Linked DNA regions of Homo sapiens: all the other regions are linked to region 1. A link is a contact called in ENCODE Hi-C or POLR2A ChIA-PET data. All regions are on one chromosome and are shown on one strand. Each heading gives the region's core, a stretch centred on a gene start or an enhancer-like site at or near the end of the contact. The rest is flanking DNA. Distances are from core to core; before and after follow the strand shown. Region 1 has its middle 220 kb from the start of VAPA. Region 2 has its middle 120 kb from the start of VAPA. Region 3 has its middle 140 kb from the start of VAPA.

Region 1 (4,405 bases), core at 1,179-3,678:
GAAGAGCCACTGGGAGGCTGGCAGGCCATTGACTGGCGGAAGGACGCGTAGTTTGGACTGAGCAGTCAGAGAAAAGCTAGAAGAGCCGGGCCGCAGAGCAGCCTGACTCCAGGGTAAAACCATGTACTTTCTGGCTCTCCCATCTGCTGAGAGCCACTTCTACTCAATAAAACCTTGCATTTATTCCTAAAGTCACATATGATCCCATTCTTCCGGTACACCAAGGCAAGAAACTGGGAGATACAGATATCCCTGTGTCCTTGTTTTAAGGAAGTCTAATTGAGCTGGTTAACGCAAGCCACCTATAGACAGCAATCTAAAAGAGCACCTGTAACACAAGCCCACTGGGGCTCCAGCTGTAAATATCCACCCCTAGACATTGTGGTGGGGTCGGAGTCCCACAGTCTGCCTGTCTGTATGCGCTCCTAGAGCTATGAGTAGCCAGACACTGAAGAAGCGAGCCACATCACCATTGCACGCCCTGTGAGGAGGACAAGGGAACCGGCCTGGTTTCAATAAAAGATACATCTTTTACCATATTTTGTTTTGCAGGCAATCTTGATTTCACTCTAACAATTAGAGGAAGGTGTTTTGGAAGAACCAATAGTCTTTAAGTGCCATCATATGGTAGAAGAAATATATTTGGTCTTTCTCTCCAGTGGCTGGCACAGAGCTTCTAAGCCTCTTGGAATTTCCTGTGTGGTAGGGGTGTCTTCTGTTATTCAAGAGCCCCTTTCTCTCACATGGGTGTTTATGCTGAGGAGGTGACTTAGGGTGGGGCCGCTAGATAGCCCCAGGATAAAGCTGGTGGCCAGAAAGACCCTGTGATCAGAGAGATGGGACTTCCAGCCCCATCCACCAACCTCCGAGAAGGGGAGCAGGGCTGAAGATTAATTTCTATCAACCTCTTGAGCAATGGAGATTTGATGAGCTTTTAGGTTGGTGAACGTCTTCAGGCGCTGTGGGGGTGGCATACCCACAGGGCATGGAGGCTCTGAGACCCTTCCCCAATCCTTGCCCTATGCATCTCTTTGGCCATTCATCTGTACTCTTTATAACACACACACACACACACACACACACACACACAGAAATCACTGCTGCCATCTGCCATGGGTTTCTCCTGCTCACCGTGAATTGTATGGCTTCCTGACCTATTGCTGTGTCTTCTATTTCAGGCATCAGGCAAGAGCCTACCAAGGAGTTTGTGAGTTTTTAAAAAGGTTTTTACTTCGAGTGACAAGGTCAGCAATAGAACACTCTCACACCATTAAGATCCTAACTGGTTAAAAGCCTTACAGTGATATTCAGAAGCTACTTTTCAGAAGAAACCAACCAACAGCAAATGAAATCAGATTTCTTGAGGAGAGCCCTGGGAGGCAGGTGGATTAATGGTAAGTGGTCAACTTTGCAACAGATACAAGAGGGTGGATTTTGTCAGATAATCAGCAAGCCTATGTTTTCAAAACCAGATCAACAGCTCAACATTCCGTGTCTCATGTGAGACCGTACCCTGGGATGCGGCATAAGCTCACTAGCAAGTGTTTCTTTCCCCCCACTTCCTCTTCCGGGGATGAATCCCCACTGTATGCAGACCAACACACCAGTCATCAGGGGGACCCCCAGAGCTGAAACAACCAGACCTTTCATCTGAGAAAATACATCCCCATCTCATATGAAAATTGTGTGGATCCAAAATGCTTTTTTAAATTAAATTTTGTACTTTTTCGCCAGTTGGAATATACTTTACACCTTTCCTAAATGGCTTGACAGTTTTTTTTTTAATTTAAAACAATAGTACTAAAATTGAATTTTAAAATTAAAGATGAAAGACAATAAGAAAAACTGGTCAAAGCAAAGCCTGCGTTGGAACCAATCTACCAGAAAGTCCTGCAGAATTGTTCAGGCTTCTCAAACCCCACTCCGCTTATATCAAACCAGAGGAATGGAGTCCTTCAGACAGCTAGCAGATTTTGATTCCATTCATGCAAAAAAATGGTCAGCGCTGACTCTGGAATGCGCCCCTCCCAGGGCAGCAGCCCTACATAGGGGACCTCTAAACATCCTTTAATAATGCCCTGCCCCAGGGGGAGTGAAAGGGCAGAGGGTGGGGTGGCCCCTGCGCCGCAGCGGGAGAGTCTGGCCCAGCTCACGCTGCCTGGAGCCAGCAGGTGACCTCACCCAGCGTGGCTCCGGCCTTTTAACTTTTTCATTAAAGAAGCCATTTTTCACCGAGACATCTATGAGGAGAGAGGACAAGAAGGCCGATTCTTTCAGGTTGCCAAGGACGCGTTGCAGAGCGTGTGGGGGCCGCGGCGGAGCGGGCGGGGCGGCAGCAGCTGCCGGGCAGAGGACAGCGCGCCCCGGGGACAGGTGTGGGCGGCCCAGCCTGCGGGACTGCCCTGCGCGGCTGCCCTGCGCGGCTCCTCCAGACCCCGCCCTTGCGCGAGTGCGGGGAGCCGGGGCTGCTCGAAATCTGCCTGGACAAGGGGCTGTTATTGAGGGGCAGCGTGGGGGCGCTAGGGCGGCAGGTGTGCCCCAGACAGCGCTTCACCCCGCAGTAAATTCCGTAATTACAGGTCACCAAGTGGGCGCCCCTTTGAAGTGAGAGACTTTCTTGTTGTTCCTGCAGCGGATACAATTTGGCTGAGATATCAAATGCAGATAGTAAAAATTTAATTAACAAATCAAAGCCTTTATCTGCAGTTTTCAGAACTGTGGCCAACAGTTTCCCTCCATCTCAAGAGCTCCAGTCAGACGAAGAGAAGAAAGCAGCGCCTTTGTAGCACATAAAACGGACTCTCCCTCATGATTGCTCTCACAGATAAGGCTTCCAGTGACTGCAAGAGGCTTGGAGGCCCCTGCCATGGCTGCGTTTTGAAAGCCCTTTGACGCGGGTGCTCTGGTTAACCCTTTATCTTCAGAGCTCGGGATGACTCTCACAAGCCAGGCTGGGAGAGAAGGGGAGCCTCTTGTGTGGGGTTACATCCCCAGGACCAAAAAAAAGTAAACAACCCAGACCTTCTTATTAGGTACCTAATGTGGACTCAGTTTCATGAGGGCCACAGAGATCAAGTCATACTAGGTTGGTGCAAAAGTGACTGCGGTTTTTTTCCATTAAAAGTAGTGGCTAATATTACTTACAGCTGCCAACCACTTAATTGCAGACTCAAAAGGGTTGAGAATGTGTCCAGACTCGTAATGCAGACGGAACTCTCAAGAAAAAAGCAAGAGGAAATTATGCAGGCAACATGTAATTAACATCCAATCAGAACATCCGAATCCAAATGTGTGGGTATCTGTACTACATACATACCTACCCTTGTTTAAAACTATCAAGGTGCAATCTCTATGATTAAAGGTGGTTTTATTTTCATTTTTTGTGCTTAGCTTTAGCTTTCCGGGTTCCTGAAATTAAAACATGTGAAATGTATAATAACAAATTACTACATCAGTTAATGGAGCTCCTGAGGACAGAGAGCAAGCGCAGGGGCAGCTCCCAGTGCTGGCCAGCATGTGGTTTGGAATGGCTGGACTAGACTAGGTTGAATGGGATGGACCAGGGAGGGATAAAGTTCCCTCAAGGCTGCAGGCCTAGAGTAGGAAGGGAGCCACCCAAAAGGAGAATGCAGAGGAGATCAGGAACCCAGCTGGAGGAAGTGTCTGCGTCACCAAGGCAGGAATGACGCTTGGCCAGAGGAAATGAGGAATCTCCCCTTCATATCACCCCCTTTCCCAATTTCCAGGGGAATGTGCATATGCTGGAGGATTCTAACATTGTCCCATAGTCAGCTGCTGTGTTGTTAAGTGGACTCCATGAACTGGGCAAAAGTGGAAGAGATTAGGAAGCCCAAAGGGGAGAGAGGAGGCCCGTAATACCTGAAGCATGAGAGCAGCAAATGTATTCATCAAATTTGATAGGAAGCCTATCTCACAGGCTATGTTGAAATGAGGCTTTCTGGGGGCTGGTGGTGGGGAGACACAGGCAGGCTGAGGATTAACCAAAGTTAAAATGGCCAACCCAGAAGTACCTTCGCACCGTGGGGCCAAGAATGTGAAACTCAGAGAGCAGGGCCCAGGGTGCTGAGTTCCGGAAGCCAGAACATCCACTAAGAGGGAAGAAGAGCGGGTGCAGCCCCCTCGGTGGTCTCTGGGATATTCCTGCATCCTAACCTTCACTTGAGAAAGGCAAAGAAATGTGGGAACCAGGGAGGCAGATGGGGAAAGGGAAGCATTACCAAACGCATTTCATCTTTATCAAGTCTTGGAAATGTGACCCCTGCCTGGGAACATTTCAGCATTGCAAAGCTATCTTGTGCAGCTTGTCCCTGGAAGTGAAGTGACTGACTACTTGAGACCACTGTACCAGAGGCCAGCGGAGGGACCTTGCTTGGAAACGGTTGGG
Region 2 (4,405 bases), core at 1,110-3,609, 99 kb after region 1:
ATGATGGGCAAAATGTTCATGATATATCAAAAAGAAAAATTTTGATTACAAAACAGTATGTACAGAATGACTTCCGTTTTGTAAAAATAAAATAAACTGAGTTGAGCATGTGTGTTTGTGCTTGCATAGAGAAAAGTCTGGGATGAGGCCCACCATGGCAGCAACAGCGGCCATCTCAGAGTAATGGGGCTGCACACGGCTTGCCTTTATTCTTTCTTTGCTAATATATATTTTCTAATTTTTCCACAAAGTATATTATTTCCTTGAATTACAGAAGTTTGGAATTTGGTCAGATGATGCACAGTCAGGAAAAGGAAGCTGTCCTTTCAAAGAAACTGTTCATGTGTGTAGAGAAAACACAGCCATACCAAAAGGGCTAATTTTTTTTTTTTTTTTTTTTTTTTTTTTTTGCCAGAGCCTCATTCTTTCCCTGAGACTGGAGTACAGTGGCATGATCTTGGCTCACTGCAACCTCTGCTTCCCAGGCTCGAGCGATTCTCCTGCTTCAGCCTCCCCAGTAGCTGGGATTACAGGCACGCGCCACCACACCAGGCTAATTTTTGTATTTTTAGTAGAGACGAGGTTTCACCATGTTGGCCAGGTTGGTCCCAAACTCCTGAGGTCAAGTGACCTGCCTGCCTCGGTCTCGGCCTTCCAAAGTGCTGGGAATACAGGCGTGAGCCACTGCCCCTGGCCAAAGTGCTTATTTTTAATTATGTTTATGTTTTTATTTTAAATAACAGCTAAGCCAATAACAAAACAATTTCCTTTGTCCTTGCTAACAAGACCTGTCGATCCACCCATCTCTTGGCACCAGCAGCCTGGAAGAGAAATCTCAAATTAGTTGAGAAAATGAGGCGGCCAAAATTGTTCTTGCTGTCTACCTAACCTCATTGTCTCTCCATCAGTCTCTTTGTGGAGGAACATGTGAGGACCACATACGTTCTGGTGGCTCTGGCTCTGGGATTAAATGAAAAAAATGTAGGGAAACTGTAAATCCTAACTCACCATACAAATGTGAGTTTATTATCATACTATTATTATCTGTGTGATATCCTGGTTTACCTTTAAGGGAGCCTGAGTTTCAAACCTGCAGTAGAAGGAGTGAAGGCTAAGATGCCCTCCCGCCATGGTCTCTCTGACGACTGCTGGGCTGCCGAGAGTCTCAGACCTCTGGGAATAGACTGAGATCCCAGTCTAATCGCGGAAGGATGCAGGCAGTGAGAAGCTGAGGGAAGACTTGGAGCAAAGATCGTTCATGAAAAGGCTCAAGAGTATCTGACCCATTGAAGTCATCATTACAGGGGACGGATGGAAAAGAATGTCTGTAGAATAGTACGAAAGTCAAAAGTTCTACTGGAATTTCTTGCCGTCTAGAAATGCACACCAACCCACACATGCAGGTGCACACACACACTACATGTAAACGGTACACACAAGCATGCACACGGATTTTGTTATGTGTGGAGGCATATGTGTCCCCTCCCAAATACACACTCCTGGAAGCTCACACTGTTTTCCTAGTTCCACAAGAGGTTAGAAAGGCTGCATGGGTGTTAGCCTTGCCCTCCCCGGGCTTCCCGACATTAAATGTATCAGCAGGTCCATAAACAGGCAAAACGCTAGAGGCTCGTCTGGGCAGCTGGGCTCGGGGTCTGATTTTCCCACATCGGGCACTCATAGATTTACTGCAGCAGGAATGAACGTTACTCAGAGCATGTTTCTCACCCTCGCTAAACTAATATTTGATCTCAGTCCCTTGGAACAAAACACAGCCTCAGTGTCTGCTGAGCAACCCTGAGCATAAAAGAATAGTCAGGCACGGAATTGGAGCCAAACAAAAAGGAAATGAAGTTCATTTCTCTTTTTCTTGAGCTTTAAAAATAACTCTTTGCCTTCCTAACCCCCGTCAGATCTGACCGAGCGTGAGTCCCTCCTCACCTTCAGGAACTTCACCCCCACCCGCACCCTTCACACCCCAGGGCGGCCGTTCAGGCTTCCCTGGACAGGCGCGGCCCGGCCTTGGCCGCTTCTCCCGGGCATGAAGTCGAGGTCACGCTTCCCGAGAGACACTGGGAGAGCGCCCGCCTGTGGCTCCTTTGCTCTGAAGGGCGTCTGGACACAGCGGAGACCCCCTCGTGGGCCCAGGACTCTGCAATCTTTCACTGAGCTCAGGGCTGGGACAGACACTCGCTGAGCGTCCCCGGGCGCCCCGCACAGCGCTCGGGGCCAGGCTTCCGGAACACGGTGCCCCCCACCTGCGCAGGCCTTCCGGGCTCCTAGAGCGGTCCTGGGGCCTGCGGGCCCCACCTCCCCGGCAGGGTGGGCGTCTGCTGCCGCCTGCTGCCCCCAAGTGGCCGCCAGCGAGGCCCTGGGGGCCCAGGAGCGGCCTTCCGCTGGGGTGTTGATCCGCACCCCCATCCGCGGGCACCGTGGTAAGTGGAGCTAATTCTGAGTCTTTGCGGGCCCTTTGAGGGGCCGGGGGTCACCGAACAGACCTCAGGCTGTCACATAGCAGCCATGCACACTCAGCTGTGTGTGGAGCAGCTTCCACTTTCCCTTCTCCTCCTTGAGTTCAGCGCAATGGAAAGGAGAAAAGCGAACCTGCGAAGCGGCCTAGTCCCTGGCACGCCCGCCCTGCTAGCGGCATAAGCCTGTCATTCGACTCCCCAGAACCTTCCTTCTTGTGATAACACCTCTGCTACCCACTCAGGGGGAGAGTGCAAGACACAGGCTCTGACGCGGGGACGCCATTGAAGAAAATAAAGCCCTCCCCAGATAGGGGTACAGAGAACACGCAAGATGCCCGCTAAAATTGGAATGCAGAGAACCCACGAGTAATTTTTTTTTTGAAACGGAGTTTCGCTCTAGTTGCCCAGGCTGGAGTGCAGTGGTGTGATCTCAGCTTGCTGCAACCTCCGCCTTCCGGGTTCAAGCGATTCTCCTGCCTTAGCCCCTGAGTAACTGGGATTACAGGCGCCCGCCACCACGCCCAGCTAATTTTTTATATTTTTAGTAAAGACGGGGGTTTCACTGTGTTTGCCAGGCTGGTCTCGAACTCCTGACCTTAAGTGATCCACCTGCCTCGGCCTCCCAACGTGCTGGGATTACAGGCGTGAGCCACCACGACCGGACAGTAATTTCTTAGTATAAGTATTAATACATCTCGAGTGTTGCATAGGACATACTTATCCCAAAATTTTTCATTGCGTATCTGAAATTCAAGTTTAACTGGGTGTTGAGGGGGAGATTGTTATTTTGATGTTTTGTTGTGTTTGTGGGTTTTGGTTTTGTTTCTAACTTCACCAACCCATCCCCAAATGCCAAGCATCCTGTCTGAGCAGGACCACAACTCCTGAAGCCCCTTCCCACAGCTGCTACTCCGCGACACCATCACAAGTGGGCTAAAGTGGAGCAAGCATTTTCCAAGTAGAAGGAAAGCAGTCAGCTGTCGAAGCCGGGGCTGGAGGACGCCTGCGCCTGCTTGGGGCCCTGCAGCCCGCACCTCCTGAGCTCAGCGGGCACCTTAGGACAAGGCACCGCTGGCCCCGGGAGTTGCCTCTTATCTGATCCCAGCCAATATTTTCTCAAAGTCAGACGTGATAAACACTTTTAAGGCCTCAGCATCTCCCAGACATCTGTTATTCATTTTCTTTGGCCTTGATTTGGTCTTAATCGTTTGTAAGGGCCCAGGCATGCACTCGACTATCTGATTTGGGTTCTGCGCCGGCAGCGTTCTGGCCAGGAGACCTAACACCTGCATTTGTGGCAGAGCCGTTTGACACCCACTGCCTCATTTCGTCTTCACACATTGGGACACAGCAAGGTACAGAGCAGGAACCCCAACCCTGGCTGTACCCGGACATTGCATGATGGGAGAGCTTCCAGAACCCTTCCCCCTACGCCATGCCCCAGACCAATCACAGCAGAGCCTCTGCGGTGGACCCCCGTCCTGGTTGTCATTGTCAAAGCTCTCCAGCTGCTCTCCGAGCATCTCCAAAGCCCAAGACGGAGGACGCTGGCCCAGAACAGTGGTTCTCAAAGTGGGGTCCAGGCACCACAGCATGAGCATCACCTGGGAACTGTAGAAATGCACGTTCTCAGGCCCCTTCTCCAAACTGCTGAATCAGAACCTCTGGGTTCTAACCTCTCCCACTAATTTTGATGTGAACAAATTGAGGATCACTCCATTTTTTTGATGTGAACATTTGAGGATCACTGATGCAGATGAAAGCACAGGCTTTGGAGATGAGAGCAGTCCAGCCCCAATTCTAACTAACCCCAGCCACACGTAGCCTCTCAAAACTCAGATTTCACATCTGTCACAGGAGGGTGATGTTATCTGTCTCATACATAGCACTGTGGTGGAGATTAAGTGAGATGAGACGAGGCACATAGGTTGCAC
Region 3 (4,405 bases), core at 607-3,106, 79 kb after region 1:
TTCCCTCTGCCCAGGCCACCATCCCCTCTCACCCGGGTTAAAGCGCAGCCTCCTCCCTGGCCTCTGGCCTCCAGCCTTGTGGCTCTCCAATCCGTTCTCCCTATTGCAGCCACAATCATGTTATTTATTTACTTATATATGTATCTGATGCCATCTACCCTGCGAAATGCCACCAAAGTGGCTTCCCTTAGCTCTCAGGAGGACATGCAGACCCTGCAGCTTGTCCTACAAAGCCCTCCCCACCCCTCCCCTACCTGCTCCTCCATCTCCACTCTCACCCTGTCCCGACTCAGCTGCAATGCTCCTACCCTGCACCATGGCCCCAGCTCCTCCTAGTAGGCATCTGTCCCTCACCTCTAGGCCTCACGCCAACTCCTGTTCCCTTCTCCTAGACCATCTGTGATGGTTAATACCAAGTGTCAACTTGATTGGATCGAAGGAGGCAAAGTATTGATCCTGGGTGTGTCTTCGAGGGTTGCCAAAGGAGATTAACATTTGAGTCAGTGGGCTGGAAAAGGCAGATCCACCCTCAATCTGGGTGGGCACCATCTAATCAGCTGCCTGTCCAGCCAGGATATAAAGCTGGCAGAAAAATGTGCAAAGGCCAGACTGGCTTAGCCTTCCAGCCTACGTCTTTCTCCCTGCTGGATGCTTCCTGCCCTCAAACATCGGACTCCGAGTTCAGTTTTGGGACTCGGACTGGCTTCTTTGCTCCTCAGCTTGCAGATGGCCTATTGTGGACCTTGTGATCATGGGAGTTAATACTACTTGCTAAACTCACATATATATGCGTGTGTGTGTGTGTGTATACATATATGTGTGTGTATATATATGTGTGTCTGTGTATATATATGCGTGTGTGTATATATATACATATATATCCTATTAGTTCTGTCCCTCTAGAGAACCCTGACTAATATACCTCTTTCTCGCTTTTCACCTTGCCTATTCTTGAAGGAGCTGAAAAGGCACTGACTGTTGCGTTCCTTCCTGATCCCACCTGATTGGGTTATTTTCATCAAAGGGAGAGGTTCTCCACCCTGGCTGCAAAGGAAGGTCTCCTGGAGAGTTTCAGTACCAATGCCCAGGCCCCATTCTCACCCAGAACAATTAAATCAGACTCCCTGGGGTGCTGGGGGTGGGTAGGCTGGCCAGACCAGGTGAGTCTAACAGGGAGCCATGTTTGAAAACTACTGACCATGGGGTCAGTTACGCTGTGCTCTGCTCCCCAAGCGTCCATCCTGTACTTCCCACATCAGGGCACTACTGTGAAATGAGTGACTGGCATTGTCAGCACATCGTTCTCATCATAGTCATCACTGCTATCATGGTCATTCTTGCATGCCATTCTTTTTTGTTATTTAGAGACAGGATCTAGCCCTGTCACCCAGGCTGGAGTGTAGAAGTGCACTCATAGCTCACTGAAGCCTCAAGCTCCTGGACTTATGTGCTCCCACCTCAGCCTCCTGAGTAGCTGGGACTACAGGGGCACACCACTATGCCTGGTTAATTTTTTTATTTTTATTTTTTGTAGAAATGGGGTCTTGCTATTACCCAGGTTGGTCTCGAACTCCTGGCTTCAAGCAATCCTCCCACCTCAGCATCCCAAAGCGCTGGGATTACAGGCATGAGCCACTGTGCCTGGCCCCTTGCACGTTATTCTAATATCCATATGTCTGTTTCTATTTCCACATTTAAAATTTGGAGACAAAACCTCTCTTCTCTGTCAAGCTCCTTTCCAAAGGATGGTTAATTTATAAAGGGATAACACCTGCTTGCTGCTTGGCCACCTAAGACACCAGGTGCTACATCTCCAGTCCCTTCTGCTGTTCTGACTCAGGAAACCAAGCCAACGAGTGAGGCCACATGTTGGACTTGAGCTTGCTGGAGGCTTTTAAACTCCAGTTGCAGGTGCCAAAGCATATCTGCGCAGAAAGGCTCTCTTAGCCATGGTTTGGACAAAGAACCGTTCTCGTCATTGTTTATTATGAAAAGCTTGCAGAGATTCTTGTGGATTACTCAACAGTGCCTATGAAGCTGACCTCTGTTGATGGCTGGGTGATACTAGTGTCATTGTTTTTAGAGCACAGCTAATAACACTGGCTAGAATCACTCAGGGCCAGTTAATCAGAAGGAAGAGGCGATAACGGCATCTTTATGATATACAGTGATGTGATAAGATGCAGACGTAATGAGAACTCTTTTCTTCTGGAAAAGATTAAAGACATAAAATCCTGGCTTGGGAAAAAAAAGAGTCTTTGTCCTGCCGAAAAAAAGTGACCAGATGTCTTGATTTAGACAGAACAGGGCCTGATGTTTTAGGACCAATCCCCCATCTGTGCAGGGGGATTTTTTTTCTTTTGGTTATTTTCCTGTTTCCTGGGTTTATGAGGCCCCACCTAAAATAATCTGAACTTTCCTTGGAGCTGGCCTTCCTCCCCTGGAAAGCAGTGGTCCCAAGCAGAGACAGGAGCAATGGGGCTCAGGGCACACTGGACCTTCCCAAGTATGAAGAGGTGGCCGGGGAGTGCGCACTGAGAGGCTTCCCCAGCCCCCATAGGACCATAGGGGTGGCATTGGCCACTTGCTGAGAGCAAGTGGGACCCAGACCTAGCCACCAGGTGAGGACCATGGAAACACGTCTGATTTTCCTTCCACGAGTACCCATCAAGTGGACACTATGAACCATGTCATAGCGATCAGAGGAAAAATCCAAAGCTTTGGGACAGCTCTCCAGGAAGATGGGCGTTTGTACTTTTCCCACTGCTACATAGAGGAAAGAGTTGCGTTGGGTGTCTTTTCTCTTCTAAATTCAGTGGCCTTGGTGGGAGTGGGGTGAAGCTTAGCCGGAGTTGGACGAGTGTGAATCTGCCTCTAACCAGCCACGTGGCCTGGAGCAAGGTAATTTCCCTTCTTCAGGTCTCTTCCTTCACCTGTGAACTTAGAGGGCTGGCTGAAGACTGGCCCTAAAGTCCTGACAACTAGGACTACATCCACCATGGTTGACACTGGCTGTCATGATTCTGCACAGAGCCCGGCACACAGCAGGACTGCAATCAAAATTGTGGAATGAAATCCTGAATGCCTCCAGGAATGAGAGCACCTCTGAAGGTCCCATTTGGCCCTCAATTTTGTGATCCTTCCCAGATTTTTTTTTAATTATTCAGCCTGCAAAATTTTCACTGAGCCCGGCCCTCAGTGACTTTGCTCATTGAGCAATGAATCCACGAGATCTTTCTAAATGCTAAAACCCCTGTGGAAATTCCCATAGGAAACCAAGAAAAAGTAAGGCAAAGGGAGAGATGAATCATGTTGAACAGCCTCTAATTTCTAGGCTCCAGGTGGCTGTGGGATGCTCTACCTTTGAAAATATGATCTGAAACCTACTATTGCCAATTATCAGCTTTTTGCCTTTAGACAAGTGGCGTGAAACCTCTGAGATTCTACTTAAACCCATCTGTAAGGCTGGACAACAATTGCATTGATCACACACACACACAGAGCTGTTTTGTGATTAAATGGGAAAATATTTGTGAAAGCATTTTACAGCAAAAAGTGCAATCATGTGCCAGGCTTTGCTATTTTATAAGCCCATGTTATCTCTAGGACCACTGTAAGTGGAGGGATGCTAAAGGCATTGACTGGTGCCACTTTAAAATCCAGCGAGACAGGCATCTTCAGAGCATGCCACTCAGTGCTGCCGCTTTAGTATTTTGAACATCAAACAAATCTTCTGGAATAACATTTTGATGTTTTTAGTAGACACAAGTGAAGACCATGTGGATTCACTTTCACTGCATATACACACCAGGACTGAGAGGAACGTCCTGGGGAAGGAATGTGAGATTTGGTAGAACCCAAGGTTTTCAAAACAAATACAATAATTCAAGGAAAAGGAAAACTAATATTTAAGGAGTGCATGATATTGGCCAGACACTTTATACATATTATCTCATCTAATCGTCACAATAACCCCATGAGACATGGACAGCGTTTATAGACAAAGCAACTGAAGTTCAGAGAGGTGGAGTTTTTGCACATAGTCACAGAGAGGACCAAAGCTAGGACTCGAACCCAAGTCTCACAGAAGCTAATGCCTCTGAATTCTCCTGTGCTCAGCACTGAATGGGGTTCCTGACTCTCTGGGTGTAAAAATGTTACCTTCCCTTGGAAAATATTACTCTCCCCCTGTGCTTCCTGGATCTTAAAAGTTCTGGACATTGATATGTTTTCTTAGTCCCTGCTGGGAATGATCCATAAAATGGCCTCACTTTGAGAATCAATGCCAATGACCACCGCATTAATACTGAGGCAGAAATGCATTTCCAAGTGCATTTGCTTGCTTATTTCATAAATATTTATGTGTCTTGGACACTTGGCCACATCTCAGCCACATCATGAAATA

Evidence for each region. A loop is a pair of places that touch in the nucleus more often than their neighbours do. ChIA-PET counts read pairs that join two places held with the same protein, here RNA polymerase II (POLR2A). Pooled maps may share reads with other maps.
Region 2: a loop to region 1 is called in a pooled map, with 2.2 times the contacts of the local background. The contact joins two enhancer-like sites. A Hi-C loop is called at or near these places in 1 of 168 maps with a recorded cell type or tissue (Caco-2) and 2 of 50 pooled maps. POLR2A ChIA-PET finds 5 or more read pairs at or near these places in 1 of 52 experiments (AG04450).
Region 3: a loop to region 1 is called in a map of endothelial cell of umbilical vein, with 3 times the contacts of the local background. The contact joins two enhancer-like sites. A Hi-C loop is called at or near these places in 6 of 168 maps with a recorded cell type or tissue (Right ventricle myocardium inferior, ascending aorta, cardiac septum and 3 more). POLR2A ChIA-PET finds 5 or more read pairs at or near these places in 3 of 52 experiments (AG04450, B cell and IMR-90).

Annotation. Positions count from the first base shown.
Region 1 is chr18:10,130,022-10,134,426 of GRCh38, reverse strand. No RefSeq gene overlaps it. Among named protein-coding and RNA genes, the nearest start is that of VAPA, 220 kb to the right of the region's middle. Within about 2 kb of position 2,428, at least 3 of the 41 ENCODE cell types and tissues checked have a DNase peak (open chromatin) inside an H3K27ac peak, as active enhancers do.
Region 2 is chr18:10,030,490-10,034,894 of GRCh38, reverse strand. No RefSeq gene overlaps it. Among named protein-coding and RNA genes, the nearest start is that of VAPA, 120 kb to the right of the region's middle. RefSeq lists a silencer at 2,276-2,425. Within about 2 kb of position 2,359, at least 14 of the 41 ENCODE cell types and tissues checked have a DNase peak (open chromatin) inside an H3K27ac peak, as active enhancers do.
Region 3 is chr18:10,049,987-10,054,391 of GRCh38, reverse strand. No RefSeq gene overlaps it. Among named protein-coding and RNA genes, the nearest start is that of VAPA, 140 kb to the right of the region's middle. RefSeq lists a silencer at 1,846-2,140. Within about 2 kb of position 1,856, at least 8 of the 41 ENCODE cell types and tissues checked have a DNase peak (open chromatin) inside an H3K27ac peak, as active enhancers do.